Linked DNA regions of Mus musculus: all the other regions are linked to region 1. The links are chromatin contacts, found by Hi-C in ENCODE. All regions are on one chromosome and are shown on one strand. Each heading gives the region's core, a stretch centred on a gene start or an enhancer-like site at or near the end of the contact. The rest is flanking DNA. Distances are from core to core; before and after follow the strand shown. Region 1 overlaps Spata7 (spermatogenesis associated 7). Region 2 holds the start of Nbas (neuroblastoma amplified sequence). Region 3 has its middle 81 kb from the start of Gm48606. Region 4 has its middle 47 kb from the start of Gm48606. Region 5 holds the start of 4930448C13Rik (RIKEN cDNA 4930448C13 gene). Region 6 overlaps Gm40287 (a long non-coding RNA gene). Region 7 holds the start of Ntsr2 (neurotensin receptor 2).

Evidence for each region. A loop is a pair of places that touch in the nucleus more often than their neighbours do.
Region 2: a loop to region 1 is called in a map of T-helper 17 cell, with 16 times the contacts of the local background. The contact joins the promoter of Nbas here to the enhancer-like site in region 1. A Hi-C loop is called at or near these places in 1 of 37 maps with a recorded cell type or tissue (T-helper 17 cell).
Region 3: a loop to region 1 is called in a map of T-helper 17 cell, with 14 times the contacts of the local background. The contact joins two enhancer-like sites. A Hi-C loop is called at or near these places in 2 of 37 maps with a recorded cell type or tissue (T-helper 1 cell and T-helper 17 cell).
Region 4: a map of regulatory T cell shows a loop between it and region 1 (17-fold over the local background). The contact joins two enhancer-like sites. A Hi-C loop is called at or near these places in 4 of 37 maps with a recorded cell type or tissue (T-helper 17 cell, T-helper 2 cell and regulatory T cell).
Region 5: a loop to region 1 is called in a map of T-helper 17 cell, with 21 times the contacts of the local background. The contact joins the promoter of 4930448C13Rik here to the enhancer-like site in region 1. A Hi-C loop is called at or near these places in 2 of 37 maps with a recorded cell type or tissue (T-helper 1 cell and T-helper 17 cell).
Region 6: a loop to region 1 is called in a map of T-helper 17 cell, with 16 times the contacts of the local background. The contact joins two enhancer-like sites. A Hi-C loop is called at or near these places in 3 of 37 maps with a recorded cell type or tissue (T-helper 1 cell and T-helper 17 cell).
Region 7: a loop to region 1 is called in a map of T-helper 1 cell, with 13 times the contacts of the local background. The contact joins the promoter of Ntsr2 here to the enhancer-like site in region 1. A Hi-C loop is called at or near these places in 2 of 37 maps with a recorded cell type or tissue (T-helper 1 cell and T-helper 2 cell).

The regions. Positions count from the first base shown.
Region 1 is chr12:98,667,094-98,671,019 of GRCm38, reverse strand. It overlaps Spata7 (spermatogenesis associated 7), which reads right to left. Exons shown (of 11, transcript NM_001289572.1): 10 at 2,131-2,188; 11 at 1,201-1,918. The coding sequence ends at 1,349. Among named protein-coding and RNA genes, the nearest start is that of Spata7, 41 kb to the right of the region's middle. Within about 2 kb of position 2,378, at least 1 of the 3 ENCODE cell types and tissues checked has a DNase peak (open chromatin) inside an H3K27ac peak, as active enhancers do.
Region 2 is chr12:13,267,003-13,270,642 of GRCm38, reverse strand. Nbas (neuroblastoma amplified sequence) reads right to left here and starts at 1,516. Exons shown (of 52, transcript NM_027706.1): 1 at 1,379-1,516. The coding sequence starts at 1,492.
Region 3 is chr12:16,148,859-16,153,026 of GRCm38, reverse strand. No RefSeq gene overlaps it. Among named protein-coding and RNA genes, the nearest start is that of Gm48606, 81 kb to the left of the region's middle. Within about 2 kb of position 2,295, at least 2 of the 3 ENCODE cell types and tissues checked have a DNase peak (open chromatin) inside an H3K27ac peak, as active enhancers do.
Region 4 is chr12:16,183,559-16,187,743 of GRCm38, reverse strand. No RefSeq gene overlaps it. Among named protein-coding and RNA genes, the nearest start is that of Gm48606, 47 kb to the left of the region's middle. Within about 2 kb of position 2,188, at least 1 of the 3 ENCODE cell types and tissues checked has a DNase peak (open chromatin) inside an H3K27ac peak, as active enhancers do.
Region 5 is chr12:15,048,159-15,051,968 of GRCm38, reverse strand. It overlaps 4930448C13Rik (RIKEN cDNA 4930448C13 gene), which reads left to right and starts at 1,580. Exons shown (of 8, transcript NR_045960.1): 1 at 1,580-1,669; 2 at 2,537-2,627. It overlaps Gm36128 (a long non-coding RNA gene), which reads right to left and starts at 265. Exons shown (of 7, transcript XR_381295.3): 1 at 201-265. It also overlaps the pseudogene Gm3838.
Region 6 is chr12:15,717,052-15,720,850 of GRCm38, reverse strand. It overlaps Gm40287 (a long non-coding RNA gene), which reads right to left. Exons shown (of 6, transcript XR_872503.1): 3 at 2,423-2,545. Among named protein-coding and RNA genes, the nearest start is that of Mir6387, 82 kb to the left of the region's middle. Within about 2 kb of position 1,818, at least 1 of the 3 ENCODE cell types and tissues checked has a DNase peak (open chromatin) inside an H3K27ac peak, as active enhancers do.
Region 7 is chr12:16,651,041-16,655,007 of GRCm38, reverse strand. It overlaps Ntsr2 (neurotensin receptor 2), which reads right to left and starts at 1,538. Exons shown (of 4, transcript NM_008747.2): 1 at 885-1,538. The coding sequence starts at 1,508. It also overlaps a transcript of Lpin1 not described here.

The DNA.
Region 1 (3,926 bases), core at 1,129-3,628:
GTACAGCTACTGCTGAGAAAAGGTGGAGTTCAGGAATGGAATAAAAGTGGGTGGATGCAGAGTCCAAGGCTAGCCCAAGAGCCAAGACGAAGGAAGCATGGGAAAAGATGCCATGAACACTTGATCTTAGTCAAAGGCTCAGACGCATAAAGGTGCTGCTTTGAAAGGTGCTGGAGATGTGGCTCAGTTGGTAGAGTGCTTGCCTAGCATGCACAAGGACCCAGGCTCAGTGCTCAACACCCTCTAAAATGAGCATAGCCTTTAGTTCCACCACTGGGGAGGTGGAAGCATGAAGGTCAGAAGTTCAAGGTCAGCCTCTGCCAACAGAGCGGCTTCAGCTAAGCCTGAGTCACGAGACCCTGCCTTAAAAGTTGAGAGATTTCCAGAGGCTGGAGGAAGGGATGCCCTGTGGGACACCAGACACTGGAGCAGGACACCCCACCTCAGCACTGTGCTTTCTCCCAGGCCAGCTTGTCATCCTCAAACCCTATCTCGGGCAGCACCGGCAACATGAGAACTTAGCACATTACAGTGGCTGAATAGCCAATCACATTACTGTAAATAGTTGAAAAGACAAAAGAGAGGCTAGTCTCTTGAAACACTGGTTTTGTTTTGTGTGGTTTGTGGTTTTTGTTTGAGACAAGAGTCTCCTAACCCTCAAGCCCCTGTACGTTATAAGATGTAAACACCGTCCCAGATTATAAACCATTGTCAGTTCCCATGAGGTCACTGTGTTAGACCAAACATGTTCTGAAAAATGACTTTAGAAGTGGTGGATGAAGCCTCAGGTAACACAGGGGTCCCCAGCCTTGCATCTGCGCTCTTGTGTATCATCCCCTCACCCCTAAGACTGCAAGAGACCCGTGACTGTCCTGCTTCTCACCAAGAGTTACCTGCCTTGCTAGCAGTCTCTGTGGTTCTCCTTTGCCAAGCTGTGACCTGCTTAGGGAGCATGCACATGGCAGGAGATGGCAAGTAGCCATCTGTCCGCCAGCCAGCCAAGACCAGATGAAACTCGCAGATCTATGGTGCAAGAAAAGGAATTCTGCTGGCAACTGTAGCATGGAAGCAGTTTCTCCCCCAGTCGAGCCTCCTGATGCCATCACAGCCCTGAATACCACCTGGACTGTAGCTTTTGACCCCATCACTCTGTGTTTCAATTCTTGAACCATAGCAATATGAGAGCAATAATAAATATGTGGTGTTTCAAGACACTAAAATTGTGGTAATTTATTACATAGCATTGAAATTACAGAAATCTTAATATGTAAAAGGGGACAAAAAAAAAGAAGAAAAGTAATATTGAGTTACTGGCCACATGGAGTGTTTATTAATGTAGATCCAGAGGTCAGTCTTCAATGCTCATTCCCATGATTCGTAGAGTCGATAATTCCTTACCATGATTACTGCCACCATTGATGCTGGGGAATGGACCAGATGGGGACAGTGATGTGCTCAGACAACAGAGTTCCCTGGAAGTCTCAGCCCTTTCAAAGTCACTGTCACCTTCAATGACATCCACAGAGGTTTCCTGGTCTATTACACTATCAGAAACACTTGGATTGTTTTCATTCCAGGGTGAGGCTTCATTATCTGTTTCGTCATTGACCTGTTGAATTATAACACCCTCTGAATGCTTGACTTTATGGGCGGGTATTAAAAATTCGCCCGGTAAAGAGAACATCTTGTTTTCGTCCTTCGGCACAGCCGACAGCATGTCCAGGGCCTCCTGGTACTGCTGGCGCTCGTGGTGACTCACTGTTTCTTCATCACTTACAAACTCATTTTCTCTTGAAATCAGAGCCTTTTGAAAATGAAGTTGATTCAACATTCTGAAATGTTTTTGCTTTGCTGGGTCTTCCTCAGATATGCAGCCTAAGTCAACCTTCAGCCCATGCAGCAGGTAGCGCATCTTTCCCTAGAATTGGGGGGAAAGCAATTCTGAGGGTCGTTACATTCGCTACACTATTAAAACTGAACTCTATCTGCAGCGCTGCTAGTCTCATGATCACACTCTCCCAGTCCTGCCCCTTTCCCCTCATAAAAAGCACAAGGCAGAAAGTGCCTATTTTAAATAAAACATATTCTTTTAGAGAATAGAAAAACATTAAATTCCAAAGAAAGACCAACCTCCTCCAAATGATGTTTATTTTTCTTTATATGTCGCTCAAACAGTCGCTCTAGAAACCTACAAATGATAAAGAAAAATATTAGTATCTTAAACTCAGATAACCTACTAAATGTAAAATAGTTACATAACATAAAAACCGACAAAGGCTGCAAAGTAGTTTTCAGATGAATGGTTTTCCCTGTGAAGCTAGAAACAAATCCTTCCTGCTCTGTCACGTGCTCTAACCTGGCAGGCAGCCTGGCTTCTGTTACGCATTTGTTTTTACGTTAGATAACAGACGCCAGTCTATCAGAAGGATTACGTACTACTTATGTTTCTGTGACTGTTTTAGGTGAAGGATAGAACTGCCTGCAAATCTCTCTCCCCATTAGACACACAGACACTAAAAGCTCCCTGCGCCCTTCACCAACCCTACAGAAAATGCTCTCACAGAGCTGTTAACCTTGCTCCTAAAGAATACTCTCCATGGACGCCAAGCCTACAAAACAGCCTCCAAGTGGATGCCAGGGCTTTATGCTAAACATATACAATAGTCTGCCTCCACTCACCCCAGCCACGGTCTCTTATGCAGCCCTGGCATTCAGAGATCTGCCTCCTTGCTGGGATTAAAGGCGTGTGCTACCATGCCTGGCCCTCTCTTCCTGCTAAAGCCAGGGTATGAAGACCAGTGAGAGCCATGGTAAAGGTGAGAGATTACATCTCTAGGATGAGTTTCCTCTCCCCTGAGGTTACAGCCCCTTCAGAAAATTTACCTGAGAAGCAAAGGTCACGATCCCTTCAGAGAAGTGACCAGCTTCAGGGAATACATTCTTTCTACAGCAGGCCCAGTACCACTCTTACTATTCACAAGTCTCCTGGAAACAACTAATTTCCTTGGCCACCATCATTCATACTCGTTAACACATGCAGTAACCCAGGAGGCCTGGGTTGTCCTATCATGTTTAGAGATCCAGAAACTTGTATCCTACTCTACAGCTACTGCTAACATTCTGGAATTGCACACCCGGACATTGTTATATGCTTATATATTTCCTCAAGCTGGGATTAAATAATACATATTATTTTGGTATAAATACACACACACATACACACATTATTTTGGTATAAATACACACACACACACACACACACACACACAAACACACAAACACACGCATTTTCTCATCAACTAGATGAGATCAACTGAAAGGTTGAACACCTTTCAGTGTGAAGAACTCCATCTTGCACCATTTAGTTTCTTTCTCAGTCTGGTTTTATGTTTGGTCTTATGAACCAGTGCTAAATCTTAAAGAGGAAATATAAACATTTAAGGAAACATGTAAATGATATGCAAATTTTGGGGTTGTATTAAAAAACATAAAAGTTACCATTTTAACCCTGTAAAATGTGTAGTCCAGTAGGGTTCCACCTATTGGTGCTGCTGGGAAGTGGCTCTCTAAACTGTTTCACCTTGAAACTTAAAAACTCCTTATGCAGTTCTTAAAAGTTACTAGTTTTGTCTCAACAATAAAAGAACCTCTGGTGGAATCACCATGCCTGACCTCAAGCTGTGCTATAGAGCAACTGTGATTAAAAACTGCATGGTACTGGTACAGCGACAGACAGGTAGATCAATGGAATAGAACTGAAGACCCAGAAATGAATCCACACACCTGTGGTCACTTGATCTTTGACAAGGGAGCTAAAACCATCCAGTGGAAAAAGACAGCATTTTCAATAAATGGTGCTGGCACAACTGGCAGTTATTATGTAGAAGAATGTGAATTGATCCATTCTTATATCCTTGTACAAAGCT
Region 2 (3,640 bases), core at 267-2,766, about 85 Mb after region 1:
TAGAATAAAGAATAACAAATACAGTGAGTAGAGTGCTTTCAAGTTCTACCAAGAATAAAATGAATAAGTAATCAGTAAGAACAGATACGTTACTCCCTAGGACGCTCGCTTAACAAACATGAAGGAATCATCAGGGAACAATTTGGCACAGTGGAGGGATATAAAGTTGATCCCAGGCAGAGCTTATAGGGCAACAGCTGTAGGAAACAGATGTAGAAATCAATAAAGAAGGCAGATAAGAAAAGGCAGAGGACAACGAGATTTCAATATAAGTTGACTCCGTGTTGTTTTTTTAATCAACGTATAGTGCTAAGCATTGAGACAGTATTACAGACATTTCTGAAATGCTAGATATCTTTATCCAACTTAAAGGCGGCAGCAGCCTCTCAATTTCATCATCTACAAAATGTCCACGTCACTCACTAGAAACCGAAACGAATAACAATATATGCAGCTTTTTGCCATTACAAGACCTAATTGAAGACAAGCAGAATAAATACTCAGAAGACAAGGTAAAGGAGCTCACTGGGCCAGATTTAAGAGTCTTCCTAGCCATGCTGCTTCCCCAGGGCCTAACACACGGGCATGCCAGGCACTTGATACCATGTATGTCAAGTAAATGGGCCTTGGGCTCCTGCTTTCACCCTATGACCCGAAGGCTTTCCCTAGGAAACTAGTAACTCCAGGGTCCATAAGTTGGCAAACACCACAACTTTGTCTCCAGCAGAATTGGAGAACCGCTGCTTCTTTCTCTCCACTCCCTTGGCATTCTACTCAGCCAGCACTTCGGGCTTGGTAATGAGAAACGTTCACTGGATTGGCTATCTCTCCTCCACACTGCAAGTTCCATGAAAACACTGTCTCTGAATGCCCAGCAGCCTGCACCATATCTGGGGTCCGAGTGTGTGTGTGTGTGTGTGTGTGTGTGTGTGTGTGTATCACACACACACACTGAGAGAGACAGAGACAGAGAGAGACAGAGACAGAGAGAGACAGAGACAGACAGACACACACACACACTAGTAAATGCGTATTACTGAGACTTTTAAAGGACGATAGAGTCCTGCGAAATTCTCCCGCCACAGGTAACAAGATTACAAGGCAAGTCCGGATATGACAAGGACCTAGGGAAGAAGAGTGACACTGACCTGCCGAGAGGGTGACAGCCTGAGTGGGGATACACAGCCGAATTCGGAGCCAAGGCTGACTACAGACACCCTTCAGCGAGCCCTGGACCCGGCAGCCCCGCCGTTGCCAGGAGACAACACAGCTGCTATCCCCGCTCCACTTGCACTGCGTGGCACCGCGACGTGGCTTTACACGCCCCGCGCCCGCGCCCGCGCCATGCCTACAGCCTTAAAAAGAGAGCCCGGCTCACCTGCACTTCTGTCTCAGGTGGCCATTCGGTATTGACCAGCAAGTCATAGAGAATCGTCTCCTCCTCGTCCGCAGAGCCGGGACTCAAAGCCGGCGCTGACTCGGGGGCCGCCATGTTGGCCGGGAACAGAGTGGTGGAGGGAGGGGCACTACGGCGACTCGCGCGGGTCATACTTTCCTGGACGCGGCCGCTGGTGATTGGCAGAGTGAAATGAATTAAGTGCGGAAAGGGAATGCTAAAAATGACAGAAAGGGAATGCTAAACTTGACAGATCTGTGGGTCTAAGAATGGCCTTGTCTTGTATGAGATATGTCTTGGACCCTGGTCCACTTTTTGTTCATTTGTGCCTGAAATGAGTCAAGTCACTGAACTTTTCTTACCCAGTCAGCGTCTACGAAGCTGCAAGAACCTCCCAGAGTGCTGGTGTTCATGTACAGATTCTTCTGCAAACACAGAACGTGTTCGGAGAGTGGACTTTAAATGTACCAAGGGGTTATTCAGTTCACAGGAAGGGTGCTTTAGGCACCTAGAAAAAAACAGTGAGGCTGATGAAGACACCCTGTAACAAGGAGAGCTTGTCAGCTGTGTAAGAGAGGATGTCCTAAAAATCACCATACAACATGGACTAGCCTCAGACCCAGTCCTCCTGCCTCAGACCCAGTCCTCCTGCCTGAGCCTCCCCAGTGCTCAGAGTACAGAGATGTGCCATCAGGCCCAGCCCTGGGCCTTCAACTATAGGTAGAAATTGGGTTCACTGGAAGTCAGGAGAGAATATATCAGTTAGGAGGTGCACAAGACATAGGAAGATTACGTTGCTATAACAGACAGGGTGAATAGAGAGGCCAAGCTGAGAAAGGGTGTGGAGGACGATAAAGATAGGGCAGCTTGAGGATTCCCTAGAGGGGAAACTTACCTCATTTGCTTGCTCGTTTATTCATTCATTCATTCATTCATTCATTCATTCAGCATATGCCTGTCTTTGCAAGGCCCTTTAGTGTAAGCAGAGCCAATTACGACCAAGACGACCACATTGTTGTTGAGTTGAAAAGAAGTGAAAATTCACAAGATACCTTTCAGAAATTATCCTGTAGAATAACCAACTTAGTGCATTAGGCAATGGTATAATAAAATGCACAACTGGAGCGTGTCTAATTGTTCCCATGTCTCTCCAAGTTCATCTGCACCTTGTACTCTCACAGCTAAACTTTTGCCACACACACACACACACACACACCATTCAACTTTGCTGTTTCTAAGACAACAGACACACATAAACATCAGGAGATCTGACACGGATGTTCTTTGTACACAGAGGTTGTACCTGATGTGGCTCTGCTATTGCTCTCTCATCTCCTTCCGGTTGTAGTTTAAATGCCACCTTCCCTCCGAACTCTTGTTCCTGTCTAAGTTCACACTCACTTTCTTCCCACTCCAGCTTCCCAGCCCTCCCCGTGCCTGCTCAGGTTGTCTGTTTGTTTGTCTGCTTGTGTGTTTAACACAACATTTGTTATCATTGGATATGCTATGTGATGTATAATTTATTTTACTTGTGTACAGTCTGTCCTCATCCTCCAAAAATGTAAACTCTAGCCCAGAAGAATGCAACGTCGTCAGGTATAATAGATTCATTTCACAGACGCACCGTGTCCCCAGTGTTTAGAGCAGGGGGCAAAATTCATACTTCCAAGAGGGTAGAGAGATGGCTCAGCAGTTAAGAGCACTGACTGTCCTTCCAGAGAACCACTGTCTTAGGGGTTTACTGCTGTGAACAGACACCATGACCAAGGCAACTCTTTTTGTTTGTTTGTTTTTGAAGATATATTTTATTTTTATATGAGTACACTGTAGCTGTCTTCAACACACCAAAAGAGGGCATCAGATCCCATTACAGATGGTTGTGAGCCACCATGTGGTTAACTGGGAATTGAACTCAGGACCTTTGAAAGAGCATTCAGTGCTCTTAACCACTGAGTCATCTCTTTTGTGATTCAAGGCAACTCTTATAAGGATATCATTTAATTGGGGCTGGCTTACTGGTTCACAGGCTCAGTCCATTATCATCAAGGCATGGTGGTATCCAGCCACACGTGGTAAAGGAAGAGCTGAGGTCTCTACATTTTCTTCTGAAGGTTGCTAGGCTTCCAGCTTCCAGGCTTGAAGTCCACACCCACAGTGACAAAACTCCTCCAACAAAGCCACACCTCCTAATAGTGCTACTCCCTGGGCCAAGCATATTCAAACCACCACAACCATGATTCAGTT
Region 3 (4,168 bases), core at 1,046-3,545, about 83 Mb after region 1:
AGGAAGAGGGACAAATGAAGAGGCCCAGAGATCTCCAGAACCTCTTTGAGATACTGACAGAAGTTTCAGGTTTAAATGTTTAGAGGGCCGGGTGAATGCATAAGGAAACAATACTGGTCCAGGTGTGGTCCTTCCTGCTACTGACCTATCACTGTCTCTGCTCCCAGTCTCTCCTGAAAGGTCTAATAAGTTGTCAGAACTGTGTAATATCTCTCCCTGGGAGGCATGTTCCTCTTCTGTCTGACACCAGGGCTCCAGCCTCTCTACTCCCTCAGAATAGAATTTTCAGAGAAATTCTAATTCTTGGGAGTGGCTTATTTTAATAGTCCACTAACCAAACAAAGTGGAACAAGGACTTTTCTCTTTGGAAATACCTCCTTCTCTGACAAGACACTCTGAGATGGTGTCCTGGACTGACTAAAAAGGAAAACAAAACAGAAAGGACAAAGCTGGGATTTCTTGCCAGTATCCATCTCTCCAGCTGTGGTTGTAATGCGAGCAGTTGCCTCACACTTGCGATGCCTTGGCTTTTCTGTCACGATAGTATGTACTCTCGTGGCTATGTCACGTGTGTCAAATTAAGTTCTTTAAATTGCTTTTGCATGGCATTTTGTCACTTCAGTGAGAAAAAGTAGTAGTATAGCTTCTATGTCCGGGCGGGGCAGGGCTGGGCCTGAAGTATGCCAAGAAGGTGGGGCAGGCTGCTGGAGTGGATTCAGGATGCTGAGTAAGGGAAGGCTGCAGGACCATGAGGGCCATCAGGGGGACGCAAGTGGGCCGGTTGCTTCTGAAATGTAGCCGCAGCATCCGTGGCAAGCTCCCTGCCACAGTTGTGGCTGCTAGCTGTGGGCTCCTGAGTCCGATTCATTTATCTTCTCTCTGGCTGTCTCCACTGGCTTTGCAAACCGATCTTCTAGAGTGGCATGAATCAATACCTCTCTGACTTCAGACGAGTTATAAGCTTTGGAGTTCTTCCACAGTGAACTTTCACATCTAGCCCAGAACACTCTGACACTCTGTCTTATACCACTTGGTGAGACCTTTGGTGGAAATTCAAGGTCTGGGCTTTTGACAAATTTCTTTTTTCCTTAGTCTGTTCATCGTTGGCACCTGATGGGGGCTATGATATTAGTACGGGAGGTTCCACCCTGCTTGATCATACAAACGCTAGAACATCAGTGTAAATCTCAATTCTCCCAGATCCCACCTTGACAGCCTACGTACATGAGAAAAAAGTACTTTCAAATTACCCCTGAATATACACCATCATAAAGATCCCATACATTCAAATTGCTTTTAAACAACAAACCCATAGCCTGTGAGCAGTGAAGCTATAAAAGTGTGTGAATCATCCTTCCAGAAGTCTCGCCTCCAGGCACGCCTGACACCCTTCCTTGCCGGAAACTCAACCTTCACAAAGACTGGAGGCTGCTGACAGCCTTCTGGGGAATAGATTATCTGATTCCACAGGCAGTTAAGAATAACATACAAATGTCATTTAGACGGACAATTTCTATGTGGATCAAAAGACACACTCAAGTTACTGGCTATGCTAGCCAAACCCTTTACTTCAATAATATCACAGCAAACCCACAAAACCTTTCTGGACTGAATGAGTACCAGTGTGGTGTGTGGGAGCTCTTCAGACATTCCTTCCAGGTTAGTAGATTATTTGCAATTCAGCTCTTTTACTGATGAGCATGTTATGCAACGAGCAGCAGCAGCCCAGGGGGAAAGCTAAAAGCCTGGGCTGCTTAAATTTTTCCACTGGATACTCACAGCCAGCTGGAGAGAGTGAATGAATATGCCTGGCTCTCCTGCCCTACTCCACCAAATGCCAGGGTGTGAGAGGGAGGGACACAGTGGCTAAGTTCACGGGCTCTGGTGGGAGATGCTGTGACGTTGGAGTTCTGTTGCTTTGGGGAGTCTACAGCCTGGGGGGCTTCCATTGCCTCTGTCGGTTTGAATTCTTGTTATCTCCCTGGATGATTTTTGTCTTTTTTTATGGGATGGCTAAAGATTCAGAATTAATACATGCTAGCTCAGTGCTGTTTCTGAACCAATGGGTCTATAGGCATGAGCTATTTTTTTAAAATCAAATTGTAAGTTTCATGTTTATTTTAATGCAGGCAGTGGTGCATTTTACTTTATATGTCTTTAACACAAAAGAATAGGGTTGTTTTTTTCCCAAAATTTCTAATAAAACTGACCCTTCCAGGTAAGGGGTTATGCTTTTGTTTGGCTTTGCCTAAGCTCTGGTACCCTGATGGAAAGCTTTGCCATGCTGAGGAGGAACAACTACGTTTGCCAGGAGATCCTCCCAAAGAACATGTGCTATTCCTTGTCTGGGCAATGGAGTGAAACCCAGTCCCCGCAGTTGGATCACTGTGGCAGGGAGGGATTGCCTAATTCCTTCCTCATTGCTTCTGATCTAGGGAATATTCACAGTAGTCACCCCCCAAGTCCATTGGAAAATATTCAGAGTAATCACCTCCCCCCCCCCAGCTCCATCTCATGTTTCCCTTTCTGCATCTTCAGCTACAAGTAGCCAACCACAGCTTGGTGAGAAGTAAATGATTCCAGAAATAAGTAATTTAACCAACCATAAATAGCCTGTATTGCAGTATATAGTTATAATTTTTAAAATTTTACCATTAATTATTGTGATTAATTTCTTACTTTACCTAATTTGTAAGCCAAATGTCACCACGGTACATATATGTAGGAAAAACCACATATATGTAGGGTTTACTACCATGGTTTCAGGCATGTCCTGTGGGTGGGTCATGTAATGTACCCCTTGGATAACAGCAGACAGCTGTCTTCATGGACTTGTTCATAGCCTTGCTGCGTCTAAAGATCATCACCGCAGACCCAACTTCAAGCCCTGTGGCCATCACTATAAAGAACAATGGCAAGTGTCTGGCCCTGGCAATGAAGAACTGTGGCAGGGATTGGTGGTCAAAAGCTTGTTGCTATCTAGGAAGTCTGGTCTCGGGGCCAGGAGCAAAACTCTAAGCTGTTGGGGCATATAACACTTCTCTACCTATGCCATGAAAGGAAAAGCAGCGAGCTAAAGGACCCCATTGTTTCACAGGCCTTCTTATTTCAACTCCTCACACACACTAGTACCCCAGTGATTAAGAACATTTATTATCCTCTTCTTTTGAGAACATAAAATAGACATTGTTTTTATGAGAGTTGTTTGTCTCTAAAATTAGACTTTCAGCCTGATGTAGTGGTAGAAACTGAGGCAGGGAGATAAAGAATCTGCTGATATAGAACTGTCTTAGTCAGGGTTTTACTGCTGTGAGCAGACACCGTGACCAAGGCAAGTCTTATAAAAACAACATTTCACTGGGGCTGGCTTACAGGTTCAGAGGTTCAGTCCATTATCATCAAGGTGGGAGCATGGCAGCATCCAGGCTGTCATGGCACAGGCAGAGCTGAGAGTTCTACGCCTTCATCCAAAGGCTGCTAGTGGAAGACTGACTTCCAGGAAACTAGGGTGAGAATCTTAAGCCCACACCCACAGTGACACACCCATTCCAACCAGATCACACCTATTCCAACAAGGCCATACCTCCAGATGGTGCCACTCCCTGGTCCAAGAATGTACAAACCATCACAAGCACCTGTCTCAAAATTTAACAGCAAAATAAATTAATTATATAAAGTGATTTATTATATAAATTAGTATATAGCAAAATGAAAATAGACGTCATTTCTTTTCCAGAACAGGATTGTTTTTTTTTTTTTATTATTCAGGAATAATGTGAGAATTCTGGTGATTTTATAAATTTGCAACGCTGTCTACATATATTTGGCACTTATACCACATTCCAGTTCTATGACATGATATTGTGGATCAAAATGTAAACCTAGATAAATTGTATAAAATAATTATAATAACAAAATTAACAAATGTTTAATTTAGATTCCAAGTCAGGCTCATGAATGCTAGAGCTAACCTGGGTTAAATCTGTGTGTGTGTGTGTGTGTGTGTGTGTGTATGTGTGTATGATTTGAAAATGTAATCAGAATCCTTTACAGGCCTATTCATCTGGTTGGTTTTCATTTTTGAGAAGCCCTGTAAGAGGATGAGGAGACAGACCAATCAGTAAAATACTTGCTGTATAAGCATGTAGATTCCTAACACCCATGTAAA
Region 4 (4,185 bases), core at 939-3,438, about 82 Mb after region 1:
AATAAAAGCTTAAGTTCCGAGACACATATAGAAAATTCCTAAACTGGAATGTATATAGCTTGGAAACAACCTGAAGTGTAGAAACACTTCCACAAAAGCCCCTCTAGAACTCAGGAAGACAGTATTAACCAAGATTCCCAAACTCTGTGAACAGTCTTCATTTTTAGCTACCACTTTCTTCCCCCCAGGGAATCATAATTTTGATTCTCTTTTATATAGGGGACTGGTTTCCCTAGTTTTCAATTCAGCATTAGTGTTAAAGTAAGTCCTACTTTAAACAACCTTCCTCAGTTTGTGATATTTGTCTCTGTGGAAGCATGTGGCAGAATATTAGATAATCTTAATTGATGTATTATGGCCTATTGTTGGAATCTGCCATAGTTACTGATATTCCTTATTATTGATTGATTTAAAATTGTTGATAATTGTGATCTCTGATATACCTAATTCCTTCTCCAAACTGTATGTCTCTGTGTTTGTCTATCTGTAGGCCCCTTTCTGTATCCAGAGAAAACTGGGAGATTAGCCACTGACAAGAAATCTTTCCCTGAGCTAGGATTTATGATTTTATTGCAATTTTCTGGACCCAGCTTTTCAAGTGTTTTCATTGTTTTTATTTGTCCTCCCCTTCTCTGGTTTTCTGCTATATTTGGTATCTTGTTTTTTTTTTGACCTCTCTGTCCGGTTTCAGAATACATTTCCCTAAGACCACACACTTTCATCTATCTGATCTCACAGTTATCAGCATGCTGTGAATTACCTGTCACTCATTTGAAAGCAGCTCCTGAGCTCTGCTGTGATCTCCCATTTTGACTTCCAGATTATTTACCAAGCTGCTGAATCTGTAAATACACAGAGGCTTGGGTCCTTCGGGGTTTGCTCCGTCTGGACTGATACAGTGGTCAGAGAATTTACCATGCATGCTTTTGGATCTTTTGGAGTTGGCTTGGTTTTGCTTTCTGTCTCAGTGTCCAGCTCCATCAGTGTCTTACATGAGCTACACCCGGTCACGGAGAATTAACTGCTCTGTGTGAATCTCAGAATGAGTATTTTTTAAAAATGAAGGAAAGTATTTCCTTCGGAACCACATCCACTGGGCTGTGTGTGGTGTCTGCTTATATGGAGATCTTGTGGGATGGAGCTCCAGATCCCTAATGCCACAAAATAACCAAATCGACTACATTTTAAGTCAAGTTTTCTTCTTCCAGGGTGCCATGCCCACAGAAATGTTCTGTGGGGTTGTGGTACTGGGTACATGTGAGAGACAATGAGGTCTGGGTCTGCTCGCTTCCAGCTTCTTTTCACTGCCCACTGACTTTAAGCAGTTTGTCTAACTCCCCCTTTTGTGCAGAGCTTGGTGTGGTGTGAAGCTCCGGAAGAGGTTTCTTCTTCCATGGCCAATCCCGTTCTTTCCTTAGAATGGTATTTAGGGTCAGCTGACAGTCCCTATGTGTGTCTCATCTTGTCACTCCCCCGTGAGAGGGCAGCTGCACTTTCCGCTGACCATCTAGCCTATACAATAGAGACAGCCTGATGTAGAAAAACAGACCAAGGGGAAAAAGTCAGAAAAGAAACTGCCTGGCATTTCTTTATAGCTTAACTCATCCGGCGCCCACAATAATGAAATGCGTCTCCTCCTCTCGTGGGCTTCGCAGCTCTGATCCGGAACTCCCAGGTGCCCAAGTGAGGGGAAGAGCTATGAAAATTCAAGCGGAGTGACATTTTCCAAGGAGAATTGGATTAGTAGAGGGGAAAAGGCTGCCAAGATGAAAACCTTTCAGGATGGGGAACGATAAAGTGCAACGGCAACATCATACCTTCAACATGATTCTCTTCACAGTGAAGGGATGTGACCTTTGTGTGAAGGAAACCTGGGCTCCACCACAGACATTTCGCTAATGCTAATGTTCCCTTCCCCAGCTGCAAAATCCATCTGCGCCCTTCAAATACTTCTCTTCTCCTTCCTGCTCTGGTTATTTTTCCGGGCACGCTTCTTAAACTGCCAGAACTTAATATGATTTTACAACCTGCAGCCAAACTTTGGAAGCTTGAAGAATAGCTGACAGGCAGGCGCAAGTGCGAACTGACCTCCTTCACACACACATGGCTGTCAAGATAAGGGAACCCAGGGCTCTGCTGGTGTTGGGGGAAAACGGCTTAGCCTCATCTGAACTCACTTCCTGCTGGAGGGGCCGCTTGGTTGGTTGGGTTCCAGAGATAGCGTCTCACTGCGCTGCTCGGGTTGTCGTGGAACTCAGATTCAAGTTGCCTCGTCCTTCTGAGTGCGGGGCTTACAGGTCTCACTGGTTGGCTAAAACAGTTATATGGGGCATAATCCTGAGGGTGAGTAACTCGGGGTCTACAGAATATGTTCTGTAGGAATCCTCTTGAAACAAAGGAGTTATTCCTGTGTTTTTTTTCAGTCTTTTCCACTCTTTATAATCTATAGGAGTATCATTTTCTCTTCTACAGATGAGAAAGAGGAGTCCAAAACCTTTTATGTATCTGGATCTTGGGGACAGTAATCACAAAAGCAGAATTTGTACTTAGGTTTATTTTCACTGCAGTGGCCAGAATAGCTAGACACCGAGCCTCGGACACACAGTAAGGATTTTATATGCTTAATCCACCTCATGGTTGGTGCTTCCATTGTTGAACCTTTCCTAAAGTTCAAAGCCTGGGGCTGGAGAAGTTTTGTTACTTGCTCATGAATAGCAGTCCTGGGATTTTTTGTTTATCTCTCTGGCCTGAATCCACTAAGTGGCTACCGATGACCTTGAACTTCTGATCCTCCTGTTTGAACCTTCTAAGTGCTAGGATTGCATGCCTGGTTTGTGTGCTGCTGGCAACAGAACCAAGGGCTTGGGGCAGCAAGCATTCTACCAAGTGAGTCAAATCCCCAGTCCAAGTATGGGACTTTGTGATGAAGAAAACATACAAATCTAATAAGAGTTAAATGTCCTTACTGTTACCCATCATCTGAGTGCTGTGAGATCGCATCCCCAGTAACATGTTTGACCTTCAGAGTTGCATAATAAGACTGAAATCATGATGGTGAAGAAGGCAAGGAACAATCCTAAGAATGCTCTGAGCTTGAGCCAATTATTTTGTCAATAGACCATAGGAGGTTGCAGCTCACGATGTTTCCCAGTTATGAAAAGATACACATTCAAGATGAGTGAAGTTTTCAAACTATGGTTGTCACTCCCAACACACCTCCCTGAGCCTCAGGGAGTGAGCACAGGGACTCTTCTGAAAAGACCAATGACAGTTCTGAGGGGAACATACGTATATCACAAGTTTGAATTCAGCACACAGGTGGATATTTGCTGAATACCACACAGCAAGCATGGAGTTCCTCGCCCCAGAGATATCACAGCCACTTATGATCCATAATCTTCTCCCAGCTTTCAGATACAGAAACTGAAGCGCCATGAGATCGGCTCAGTGAAGCAAGAGAGTGGGAGCCTGATTTCCAATTCTTATTCTTTATGACAACTATATATTTATTATTCTTCTCGTTGTCAGGACCACTTTTCCTTTGTGTGTTTTTTTCCTTTTCTCTCTAATGTCTGTAGAATTGGGAATGCGGATTTATCAATGAGGACAGGGTCTGCCCTTGACCATGTAAACTATCTGTCAACACTCCGCTCACTATGGCATCCCCGAAACACCACAGTGCAGTAGTCTCAGTGTAAAGTACACCCTTATTCTCTCTTCTGTCAGATAAGTCCAAATGGGACTTTTTTTGCATGGCTTTCTGCAACTCCTGGTTTTCTACGATGTGCCCTGAATAAAACCAGCTCCTTCATAAGTGTCCTTTGCAGTCCTAGCCAACGAAGCTCTTAGTATTTATTTGCTGTAGTTTTACGAAGAGATCATCTCAGGAGTAGTCACCACATATCAGCATTGTCTCCACACATACTTCAGTTTCCCACAAGGATAGCAGCATAGAAATTTTGCTCCACCATAGTGGGTGTAGGAAGCTGAGGCACCTGAATATCATTAAAATGGTCTAATGCTAGCAGTTTCATAAGTTTCAATTTCAGAACATGCTTGGGATTTGGCAGGTAGACACACAGTTGTTGGATAGACAGTACACATTTAACTGATTAACATTTTAAGAGGGTAAAGCGATCAGCCTGGTGGATAAAATAACCCACGTTTCTCCCCACTTCTGTGCCA
Region 5 (3,810 bases), core at 331-2,830, about 84 Mb after region 1:
GGTGGTTGCCATTTGTCTGCTCTTTCAGTCCAGGGTCTAGTGTTCACTGAATTGTGAGACAGGCTAAAGATCAAAGCCACACCCCATCCTTGATGAGATGAGTTTGTTCAGTTCAATTTCACATTCAAATTTCATTGTCATTGGTACAAATTTTGAATTAACTAGATAATTTTAAAATAGAATCAAAAGGGATAGCGCACCTTTCATTTAAACAAAGTCTTTCCAGACTATATATATATATTATCCCTCCCTTTTAACTTCCCGTTTCCCATCAGCCCACCCCTCCCCCCTCCCCCACATTGTCACTATGGAGATTGTGTCCATGGAAACAGCCATTCAAACATCTTGTATCTTTTCCTGTGGTATCACCAGTTTGAGTGTGATGTGAGAACATAGGAAGGAAGTGTTGGCATGGGCAGTGCGCACAGCGCAGCGGGGGTGCAGGACAGGGCAGAGTGGGGTGTGGTTGCACAGCAGGAGGATTCTGTTACATGTGTCCTCCACCTTCTCATCTCTACAGTCTCACCTTAAAATCCATCTTCAAGATGAAGCAGCTCATGTTCTTCAGGAGGTGACACTTGCAGAGACTGTGTTTCGTTGCGTGAAACATGGCTCAGAGGAGGTAGCTAGGCCTCAGGCCTATGTCAAGTAAGTTCTCTGTCATTCCAACCTTGTGCTTGGGGCACCTCACCGAGAAATTCTCCTCATGCAGCAAACAATCTGCATCAATGGCACATGGGTAATGGTGTCAGAAGGAGCAGCCTGTGTTGTAGCAGCCCAAAGTAGTTCCAGCCTCCTGGTAGTGGGAGCATTTCATCTCTCTGGTGATTTCCAGCGCTCCCTGCAGGCCATAGAGCCTGCCACAAACCAGGTAGATTCCATTGGCCCAGAGAATACAACCGTCATGGACCCAAAATTCGTTGTTGTCAAGAGGCAGTTCAGGGATTTGTAACTCCAGCTCAGGCCCACCTTCTGAAGTGGTAGGTACAGAAGGCTTTGTGTCTGAAACTGTCTTTTCACTGCTGCCCTCCGAGGCTGCTTTTTTTTTTTTTTTTACAAGGGAGCCCCCTGGACAGGGACCGAGGACCTCCACCACAGTCTTCTGAGTGGTGGTGCCGCTTGAACCCAGGATGAGCAGCCAGGCTCCTCTGCTCCTTCTGCTGCTTCTCCTCCTCCTCCTCCTCCTCCTCCTCCTCCTCCTCCTCCTCCTCCTCCTCCTCCTCCTCCTCCTCCTCCTCCTTCTCCTCCTCCTCCTCCTCTTCCTCCTCCTCCCTCTTCCTCCTCCTCCTCAGAGTCAGTTTTAGAACCATTAGAAGTTCTTTCATGGCGAACCTTGACTTTATAATCCTTCTAATCATTTTGAACTGGAAATGTTTATTATCTGTCTATATAGGTTGAAAATATTTTTTAAAAGATATTTTATATTATAGAAGCTAACAGTTAAGAAATTTTAGACTTTTAAGATGAAAAGTTTAAAGACAGTGGGTTTTGCATTGTGAGGTAAATATGGATCATTAGAGATAATGGATAGAATGTTGAAGCTTAAAAATCTTGTTTGCATGTCAAAGTAAGAAAAGGTGGAGTTGGTAATGATCAGTTTATATTGTCCATCTGAAGCAGTCTAGAATTACCTTGGAAGAGAGCCTCAATGAGAAACTATCTAAATCAGGTTGGACTCGGTACATCTATGGGGAATTATCTTGATTATGTTATGATTATGAGATGAGAAGACAAGTCCACTATGGTATGCCGTTCCCTATGCAAGGCATCTTGAGCTGTAATGGAGTGGAAAATTACAAGCTGTTGTGATTTGAACGAGTGTCTCCTGTTAATCTTCACATAAACACGAAGTCTTCTTGATGGTCCTATGTGAAATAATGATAGGCTATTGAAAGTTAAAGGTTTCAGGGCTGATTACTTGTAGTAATAACAAATCTGTAGTTTCTTATTCTCTGGGAAAGATTATTTCTCCTGTTCTTAGCAATATATATATATATATATATATATATATATATATATATATATATATATATATATGTATATATAAAATGTCATAAATTTGAGTTCAAGAGAGGTAATGTATGAGAGAATTAGAAGACGGAAAATAAGCTGTAAACAGTATAATCATATTTAAATTTCAAAAGACTATGTTTAAAGCCGGGCGTGGTGGCGCACTCCTTTAATTCCAGCACTCAGGAAGCAGAGGTAGGTGGATTTCTGAGTTCGAGGCCAGCCTGGTCTACAAAGTGAGTTTCAGGGCAGCCAGGGCTCTACAGAGAAACCCTGTTTCGAAAAACAAACAAACAAACAAAAAACAAACAAACAAACAATATGTTTAAAGAGTTAGAGAAATATTTTAAGTCAGTAAGAATGTTTACTCCAGTGGATTTTAGAACTCTGATATGTCTCCCTGTCTCCACTCTCTCTCTCTTCCTTCTCACTGTCCCTTCTTCCATCTTCCCCTCCCTACTTCTCCGCCTCATTATTGAGTTCTCCTCCAAAATACATTGCTTCATTAAAATATCACCTCTTCCAGATATGCAAGGAAACGAAACTCTGTGATCTCAGAACTGAAGCACCAAAACTATGAACTACTGAAACATTTATTCACCTACAGAATGACTCAGGTATTTATTTGTAATAATGCAAAGCTGATTAAGGCTTAAGCATTCATTTATTTAAATAAAAAATTAAATCATTCAATTTCTCTCTCTCTCGCTCTCTCTCTCTTCCTTCCTATATCTCTGGTGATCTGAATTATCAGTTAATCAGGACACTGTTACAAAGAAGAGGAAATTGTGCATACTTAAATGAAAACATGACCCTTTCATTCACATGTGATCAGCTATGCAAGCCATTGTCTCTCTGATTGCTCATCAGAATGTTAGATAACAAGGGGTGGGTGGTGTGAAACATATTTAATACACTAGTTGCTCTGGAGGGACAAGGTCCATATTAAATTACCCTCTTACCACACTGATGTAAGTATTAATGTGGGACAATCAGCAAATAACTAATTACTGCATTTGTATTATAATTAGAAATCTGAGTGGAATAAATTACACATCCCAACCAGCAGAACCAAGGATTGGTTCAAAGGAATAAACTTTGTCCAGTTTAGGATCAGTTGGAGAGTCTAAATAACTAAAAAGGAATTCTATACAATTATTTCTTCTTTACATTTTTCCATCTTCTTTCCTTATTAAAAAGAAACTTTATTTCCTTTCTTCTTTAAATAAGTACTTACTCATAAACTAAGAGGTAATAGGTAAGTGCAGTATAATCCGAAAATTTTAAGACAACATAATGAAAATTTATTTGTGCATGTATCCATTTCATCACTGTTCACCTTAACATTTCAGATATTCTATCAACTCCATCAGGGAGTCTATCTATGTCCATGACTTTCTCCCTCTCTACCATGTTATAAGTGTGGTTTCCATTCTTCTTAAGGCAAATAGCAAATACTATAAATATCTTCAAGTTTTGTGTCCCTTTACTTAACAGTGCTCTTTTTAGGTTCAGTTATTGAAGAGAAGGTAATCATTACAATGACATAGTTATGTTCAGTTGAACTTGTTATGAGTGCCTTCATGAATCAATTGCAACTCTGTCTCTCTGTCTCTCTGTCTCTCTGTCTCTCTGTCTCTGTCTTTCTCTGTCTCTCTCTCTCTCTCTCTCTCTCTCTCTCTCTCTCTCTCTCTCTCTCTCTGTCTTTGTCTTTCTGTGTGTCCATGTGTGTGCACTTGTATGCCATGGTCTTCATGCGATGATGCAGAAGTCTGTTCTCTCTTTCACATACATGAGTCC
Region 6 (3,799 bases), core at 569-3,068, about 83 Mb after region 1:
CAGAAATGAAGCTGGTTTAGAGGGAAGGGGATAACTATGCCCCTATATGAAATAATATCTGGAAGTATTAAAAAATAAAAGTAAAGGCAGAGTTTATTTTGCAATCCCAGCTCTGCCCGTGCTTCATTATTCCACCTTGGGAAAGTGACTTCTTTGGTTGTACAAAGGGAGTGCAAAGTTTTGTTCTGAGGGTCATGACACCCAGGGTTAGGGCACAGTGGCTGAAGAGATCATATTTTAATGCAACTGAATCAGTAACTGCAAGTATTCTGCCTGTAAAGTTGATATATCTTGTAATTCAGATGAGTGAGAAATCATGAGCGTTGTGGAGCTACAACAACCCTGTCCCTTAGAGGACTTGTTACCATGCTCACGATAGATTGTGTCAAAGCATGTTTTCAAGTTCAGGTTGCACTGGGCCCAATGAGTCATTAATTTCATGGAGTTCAACTTCCTCTTGTGCTTACACAGAAAGAGAGTTGAACTGGAGGCCGCTAGGGCTGTTTCTCACTCTGGTCTGTGTGTACTAGGGTGGCTTAGAGTAACTTACTGTATGGTGTGCCAGATCCTTGAATAAACCAACGTTTCTTTTGCCATGGTCAATGACTGGCTATTAAGGAGCTACGCCTACAACAGGAGTAGAAATCAAGATACATACCCCTCCACCCTACGGGGAGAGAGAGAGAGAGAGAGAGAGAGAGAGAGAGAGAGAGAGAGAGAGAGAGAGAGAGAGACCTTCTGTGTTACACAAGGAACCAGTGAGCAAGAGTAGAACCAGAACCCTAGCCCTCTCAAGGCAGCTGCTATCACCTTAAGTTCCTTTTTCCCATCTAGGGACTAAGTCTTATGCATCTAAGATTCCCTGAAGATACAGGAGAAGTTTCATATATTAACATTCTTTTTTTTTTTTTTACTTCAAGAAAGGAAAAAAAACCTACATCAGAAGTGTAAAATAGAAGCAAGTGAGTTCTATTTTTAAAAAACTGGACATCTAGATCTCCCTGAAAATCTCTACATCAAATACCAGCAAGGAAGGGAGTGGGACTGTCATCTCTGTGTTGTGCATGCTCAGGAAAGAGGCTTCATTCTTTAGAACTATCTTCCTCATCTACTAAAATCAAAAGACAAAAATGGCAATGGACCACTAAGGCCTGGCTTCTCTGTCCTTCTACCTGTTTCTGTTATCCTGTCCTCTGCCACTCCTCCTGGGTGGGATGGAGGTCCTGAAAGATGGAAGGGTTTCATTACCTTAATGGTGAAAGAGTCTCATCAGTGGAAAGAAAGACATAAAGATGAAGTATTATTAAACTAGGTCACATGCAGTATTTCTATTCACCTGCCTGAAGGGACATTTTCTTTATTTCACGTGCAGGGGACACTGGAACATAGGGAAGCCATTTATAATACTGTGACAGTCTTGGGAAAATGTCCCTGCAATGAGTCAGTCTTTCAGAGTTGTGTTCATCTGAAGAACACGAAGGACACGAAAAATGAGTATACAGTGTGCCCCCTGAGTCTCCAGCCCAGCAAGTATGTCTTTGAGACAGCCTTTGTATCTTAACAACCTAGATAGCGACATAATCGCCATCTGTAACTTTTCAGGGGAAGAGTGCAAGCTTTTTTTTTTATTTTTATTTTTTAGAAACTGTGTCACTCTCTAACCTCTTTGTGAGAGACATGACCTATACATATATTAATCTCTTAAAGGGCACCATGGATGTATCAGAGGGTTTGGTCCAGACTTGGTGAAGCCAATATTAATGACCAGAAGACCCAACAATAAGCCTGTCTGGAAAACATTCCTGGATGTGAGCCAGCCTCCGTTCTAACTGGTCTAGATTTGTCCTGGAAAGTACAAAGATAAACTTTCATATCAACTTTATCTCTTGTCCCCAATCATTTTCCTTTATATCTTTATTCAGAGATCTGACCAAACCTCATTGCAGTTGTGAATACTGGAACTGAGCCATACAAGAGCTCTGTAGGAGGCAGATCTGTAACTTTGGAGCCAGGCTAAATTAGCAGAAAATTTCCTGTTTGGGCATTTAGTGAATTTTGTTAGCTATATTACCATTCAATTTACCCCCCTTTAATGGTCTGTTGAAGAAGTAATAGGGACATTGCAACCACATTGCCTATTTCAGTGTAGATGTAGACGTAACAGAGAGTAAGACTATTTGGATGCTGTTTGTATTGGATGCTGTTTGTATTGGATGCTGTTTGTATTGGATGCTGTTTGTATTATTACCATCACTCCTGCTTCTGGGAAGACAGGAATAAAGCAGACTTACCTCAGACAGAGCATCAGAAACAGATCAATGAAAGAATTCAACACAACTGTAGCCGAGTACTGATAAGCTTGGATACACATGTTTTACCTTGGATACACATGTTTTGCCTGTCATAATGTACATATGCCCACCTGAAAGTCCTAATGCTGGCTTAAGACTCCATATTCTGTGTGTGAGGGTGACTCCTTTTCCACACATCTGAATGCAGAGTTCCTTGGGAGTCAGGAGCTGTGTGGCCCACGTCGTCTGTAGGCCTAGAGAAGGGTGAGGAAGGCAAGATATAAGTCTTCCCTTGTGTTTGCGAAATTCTTTAGAAGACTATATTTATCCTGGCCATGGCCACTTCCTCTATGGCTTTGTAGCTGGATTTGGCTTCCTGTCCTCTCTGTACCTCATTCCAGTGGAGGGTGGAGTTCCAGAAGTCACCACTTTCTGCTTCCCTGACACTTCCCTGTTGGCTAGAATCCCACCGTGACATGGCCTCTTCCAGCACATTGTTAATAATTCAATCACGTATTGCGCATGGGAACACAGTGGGGCTTTTACCTTAAGATTACTGCAAGCATTGTGATTTATGTGTCATGGAAATTAAAGGAAGGGAAGAAAAGAGGGAGGGGACAAAGAAGAGGAAGAGAACAGTTGGAAGGAGAAAAACCATTCACAGAAGAGAGTGGAATAGAAAGCTAAAAAAGCAAAGCTTGCTCAGATTAGGACCAGCTTCATGGTCATCCCTAGTTTAGAGACCTCACTGCTCCCTCATTCCCTGAGAGGAAACTGCTATATTTATGTTTTGCTACCGAGACTGTGACACAGATCTCACAACTCCTTAGAGTCACACATGTAGAAAATGCTAATTATATCTGAATCTCTCAAAATATGATAGTTGAGGTACACATAAGTGTATAAACCGATAATGTTAAATATCAACCATCCATCAGATTCAAAGACAGCCACATCCTGCATGGCCAAGTTCACATATGACTCAAGAGGTAGATTCCACCCTGCAGAAGCCTCTCCCACAACCCCGGGCTTCTATTTACAGATCTGGTTACAGGCCTTAGGAAACTGCTAGCCAAGGATTCTTTCTCAAGCTTCCAGCTCTGTTTTTAGACAACTCTTCACATTCTGTTTATTCTGCTACCTCTCTGTCTAAGACCTTCCTGACTGCAAGAGAGGTAGAGCCGGCTTGGTCCATGTTGAAGAACTGCTTGGTCATCTTCCGCCTACATGAAAGCACTCGGGGAGTACATTTTTAAATGGCAGTTGAAATCCAGCCCCCCAATCTCAAACATACATCCTTTTCAGATGGTTAAAACGATCTCAGAGAAGAAAAAAAAAAGTCCTGAAATCAACATACCAGAAATCATGATGCTTGCTTTTAACTAAAAACCCTGCCTGGGATCCAGTATTTTATACATGATGGTCACTTTCTGTGAGGTACTAGTTAAACTCCTGTGTCTATCATATACTATTATTCCTATCTCTTATTGCAACTACACATAGTGATG
Region 7 (3,967 bases), core at 289-2,788, about 82 Mb after region 1:
CTTTCCATGGTTTCTCTTGGGTGAAGAGGGAGGTGGTAAGTGAAGGACGGATGAATAGGTCCTAGACTCCTCCCTTCCTGCCCACCAGACCCAGATGATACACACAGGATGGTGCAGAGAAAAGGAGCTTTATGCCAGGCACCGCAGCCTTGTACTGTGGCAAGAGAATAGGGTGGAGAGAAAGAGGTATCAAGATTAATATGAAAGAAACCAATGGCAGAGAAAGGCTGGGGACCCTCACCAACAGCTACACATAAGAGACAAAACAGTAGAAAAAGCTCATGGATTATAAATGTGGGAGAAGGCAGGTGCTGTGCAAATGGCACATACTCTACTCCTGGCCAGTGCCCTTGAGCTTCTAACAGCTCCCTCCTCTTCTGCTCTGTATCCACTTCAGTTGTGCAAGTGTTTTTCTTCCTGACAAACCCTTCTGTTCTACCACCATATGTGTGCCCCTAGTCTAATCCATTGTTCTGGCACACCCGGACTTGAAAATCTCAAGCAATAGCTGCAAGACTCCAGTCCACACCTGGCCAGGAATTCAATGCAGAAGATATGATGGTCCAGTCATCTATGCAGCCCCTAATCCCACACATGTCCTGATGCACCAGCCAGCATGCCTTTCTGCACTTTCACATGTTTACCCTTCCAGATCCTCTGTGTGCTCACGGGTAGTGAAGGGATGCTGCTTGCACCCTTCCTTGGTCCTTTGAATATCTGGGAAGGACCCTGGAGGAGTTGCTTTAGTTTCTTTCACTACCCCAGTGTGTGTGTGTGTGTGTGTGTGTGTGTGTGTGTGTGTGTGTGTGTGTGTGTGTGTGTTAAAGGCTAACTGTAGGACATAGGTTTCCCCTTCTACTGTACCCCACTCCCCACTCCCTTACCTGGATGAAGACCTGGAGCGTGGCGCGACTTACTAGCACCGTGCACACACGCGAGGCAGGCTCAGGCTCCCCGTCGGCCCTCTCCATTTCGTGCTTCTGTCCCATGATAACCGCCATGGGCAGGGCAAGGCCCAGAGAGGCGACCCAGACTAGTGACAGCAGGCGGCGGGTGCGGCGCGGGGTGAGCAGGCGGCGGGCGCGCAGCGGCTGGCACACGGCCAGGCAGCGCTCTGCGCTCAGGCTGGCCACGCTCAGCACCGTGGCGTAGGCGCACAGCTCACGCACGAAGTAATAGCCACGACAGCCGAGATCGCCGAAGACCCAGGGGTAGTGGGACCACACGAAGTTGTAGAGCTCCATGGGCACGCTGATCAGCAGTAGCAGCAGGGCTGACAGTGCCAGGCTGAGCACGTGGTAGCGCAGGCGCCCGGGGCGACCCGCCCGCGCCTTCAGCACCACGTGCACGGACAGCGCATTGCCGGCTGTGCCAAGCGCGAAGATGAGCGAATAGAGCGCGGTGAACAGCACCTTGGCCCAGAGGCGAGTGTCCACGCCCAGCCGCGCCTCCAGGCTCAGCCCTGCACTGGGGCTGGGCCTCGGGGGCCACAGGCTGCTGGTCTCCATCTCTGTCTCGTGGTGGCCTGATCTCCCTCCCTCTCACTGCCCAGAGCCTGGGCTAGCTGCCCGGGGAGCCAGCACCACCTCCTTTCTGGGAACCTCCAAAACTGGGAGGACACGCCTCTGGAGGGAGTTCCAGAATCAGTCTTCAATCTTTCTGCCATTTGGCTCATCCAGAAAAGCACGTGTTGGTGGAAGAAGGTGGGGGAGGACATCCTTTGAGGTTCACCTGGATGGCATTGCTGGTAAGCCATGTGACCCGTGGGTAGGTTTTTAAAAGCCCTCTGTCCCCACCCCATTGCTTTTCAACTTTAAAATACTACCCATGCTGCAGAATTTCTCTAGGGATCAAATGAGTTAATTGGCAGGCAGATGCTCAAGCTACAGTACAGACAGACAGACACAATTTGAACTTCGCAACATCCCTCACCCCCGTCTGTTTGTTGTCATTTCTATGAGCAATCTGAGAAAGAGACAGCTCAGAGAAGGCTTTGCCAGGCTTCAGCAACTTTGCTCTCATTAACCTGGCTGCCTCTGTGTGATGGTTTGTATGTGCTTGGCCCAGGGAGTGGCACTATTAGAAGGCGTGGCCTTAGCCGGGCATGGTGGCATACACCTTTAATCCCAGTACTTGGGAGGCAGACGAATTTCTGAGTTCGATGCCAGTCTGGTCTACAGAGTGAGTTCCAGGACAGCCAACCCTGTCTCAGAAAAACAAAAAACAAAAAACAAAAAACAAAAAACAAAAAAAGGCATAGCCTTGTTGGAGTAGGTTTGTCACTGTGCGTGTGGGCTATAAGACCCTCATCTTAGCTGCCTGGAGGTTAGTCTTCTCATAGCAGCCTTCAGATGAAGATGTAAAACTCTCAGCTCTGCCTGTACCATGCCTGCCTGGATGCTGCCATGCTCCTGACTTGATAATAATGGACTAAACATCTGAACCTGTAAGCCAGCCCCAATTAAAAGTTGTCTTTATAAGAGTTGCCTTGGTCATGGTGTCTGTTCACAGCAGTACAACCCTAACTATGACACTCTGTCGCAGTAATAACCTCAAGAAGGTGGCCAGTGCACGCACCCTCCTGGTATCACACTGTCCCAGGATGTCACCCTCAGAGCAGAGGGACGAGTGTGTGTTAAATCTGTTAAACTGTGCGTATTTGTGAGCTCATGAAGAAATGAGAACTCTGGAGCTGGAAGACTTTTTGGATACCCATCTTCCTGTTCAGAGGAGGTCTAGTGTCTACTGGGGACAGAATTAGATTGACACCCATACCTCCGGATTCTGTTTTTCCAACCTCACAGGTTGTATGGCCCAGTGACAATCAGTTTCATCTTCTTCCAGATCCATATCCACAATGAAACTGAGATTTATTCTCCTTCTATATGGGAAGGCTTCTGAGGTGGGGAATGGACGGGGAACAACACGCACTCCATGCCTTTATCTCCAAACCAGAGTTGGAGAGATGAGCACGCAGGCAGATACAGAGAAGCACAGCGTTGCGGAGCAGAACCAAAGCCTCTCTTCCCTGAAGATGCTCTTGTCAGGTTTGTCTGAGCATCCCTGAAAGTAGCTAATACAATGCGCTTGCTCAGCTCAAACATAAGCACATCTTGAAGGGCTATATTTACTGTAAATGCCTTTATTAAACAAAACATTGGCTTTACCTCCCGAAGCTGCCAACTAACCATACTTCTACCGCAGGGACTCTTCTACCAACCCAGAGCAGACACTGTGGCTATGTAACTATAACCCATGAAATATTTCTGGATTTGCATTATGAAAGCCATTCCCTCCTGTCCCCCGTGGGACCCATTACAATGCTGGGCACTGGCTGATTCATGCATCGCTATTTGCTCAAACATACCTTATGCAGTGTAACTGCGTGTCAGTTAGCTGGTTTACAATGCCAAAAGTGAATTAAGTCTGCACCTCACCCTGAGAGACTGCTGTGCTTGTTATGATTTGAGACACAAATAACAGACCCTCCCTGGCACATTCAGAGTGTGTAATAAGGGGGCTGGACGAGAGAACTCTGTTGAAATTGCCCCCATTGTGGCCTGTGAACTGGCCGACTCTTCACCTGGAAATTCCTGTCTAACCCCAAGAAAGTTTGTGGAGTTATGTGTGGCTCTCAGAATGACCCCAGCAATGTCATCCCCACACACTAAGCTATCCCCTCAAAAGTTAGAAGAAGAAGAAATCATTCTGTGATGTCGGAGAAGTCTTGGCCTTGGCAGGGGACAAGCATGAGAAGGGTGAAATCATGGCAGAAATCATGGGTGAAATCAGTGTGCTATCCTAAAAAGTTAGAGACTTCTGCAACTGGTGATGTTCAAAATAGAACCGAGCTTTTAGGGCTGAGGACACAGACCTGAGGTGTCCCAGTGGTGGTGAGGACGGCAAGGCATGGACTCACAGATAACAGCCCTCCTGGGCACAGTCTAAGTGTCACATAAGAAGAGCT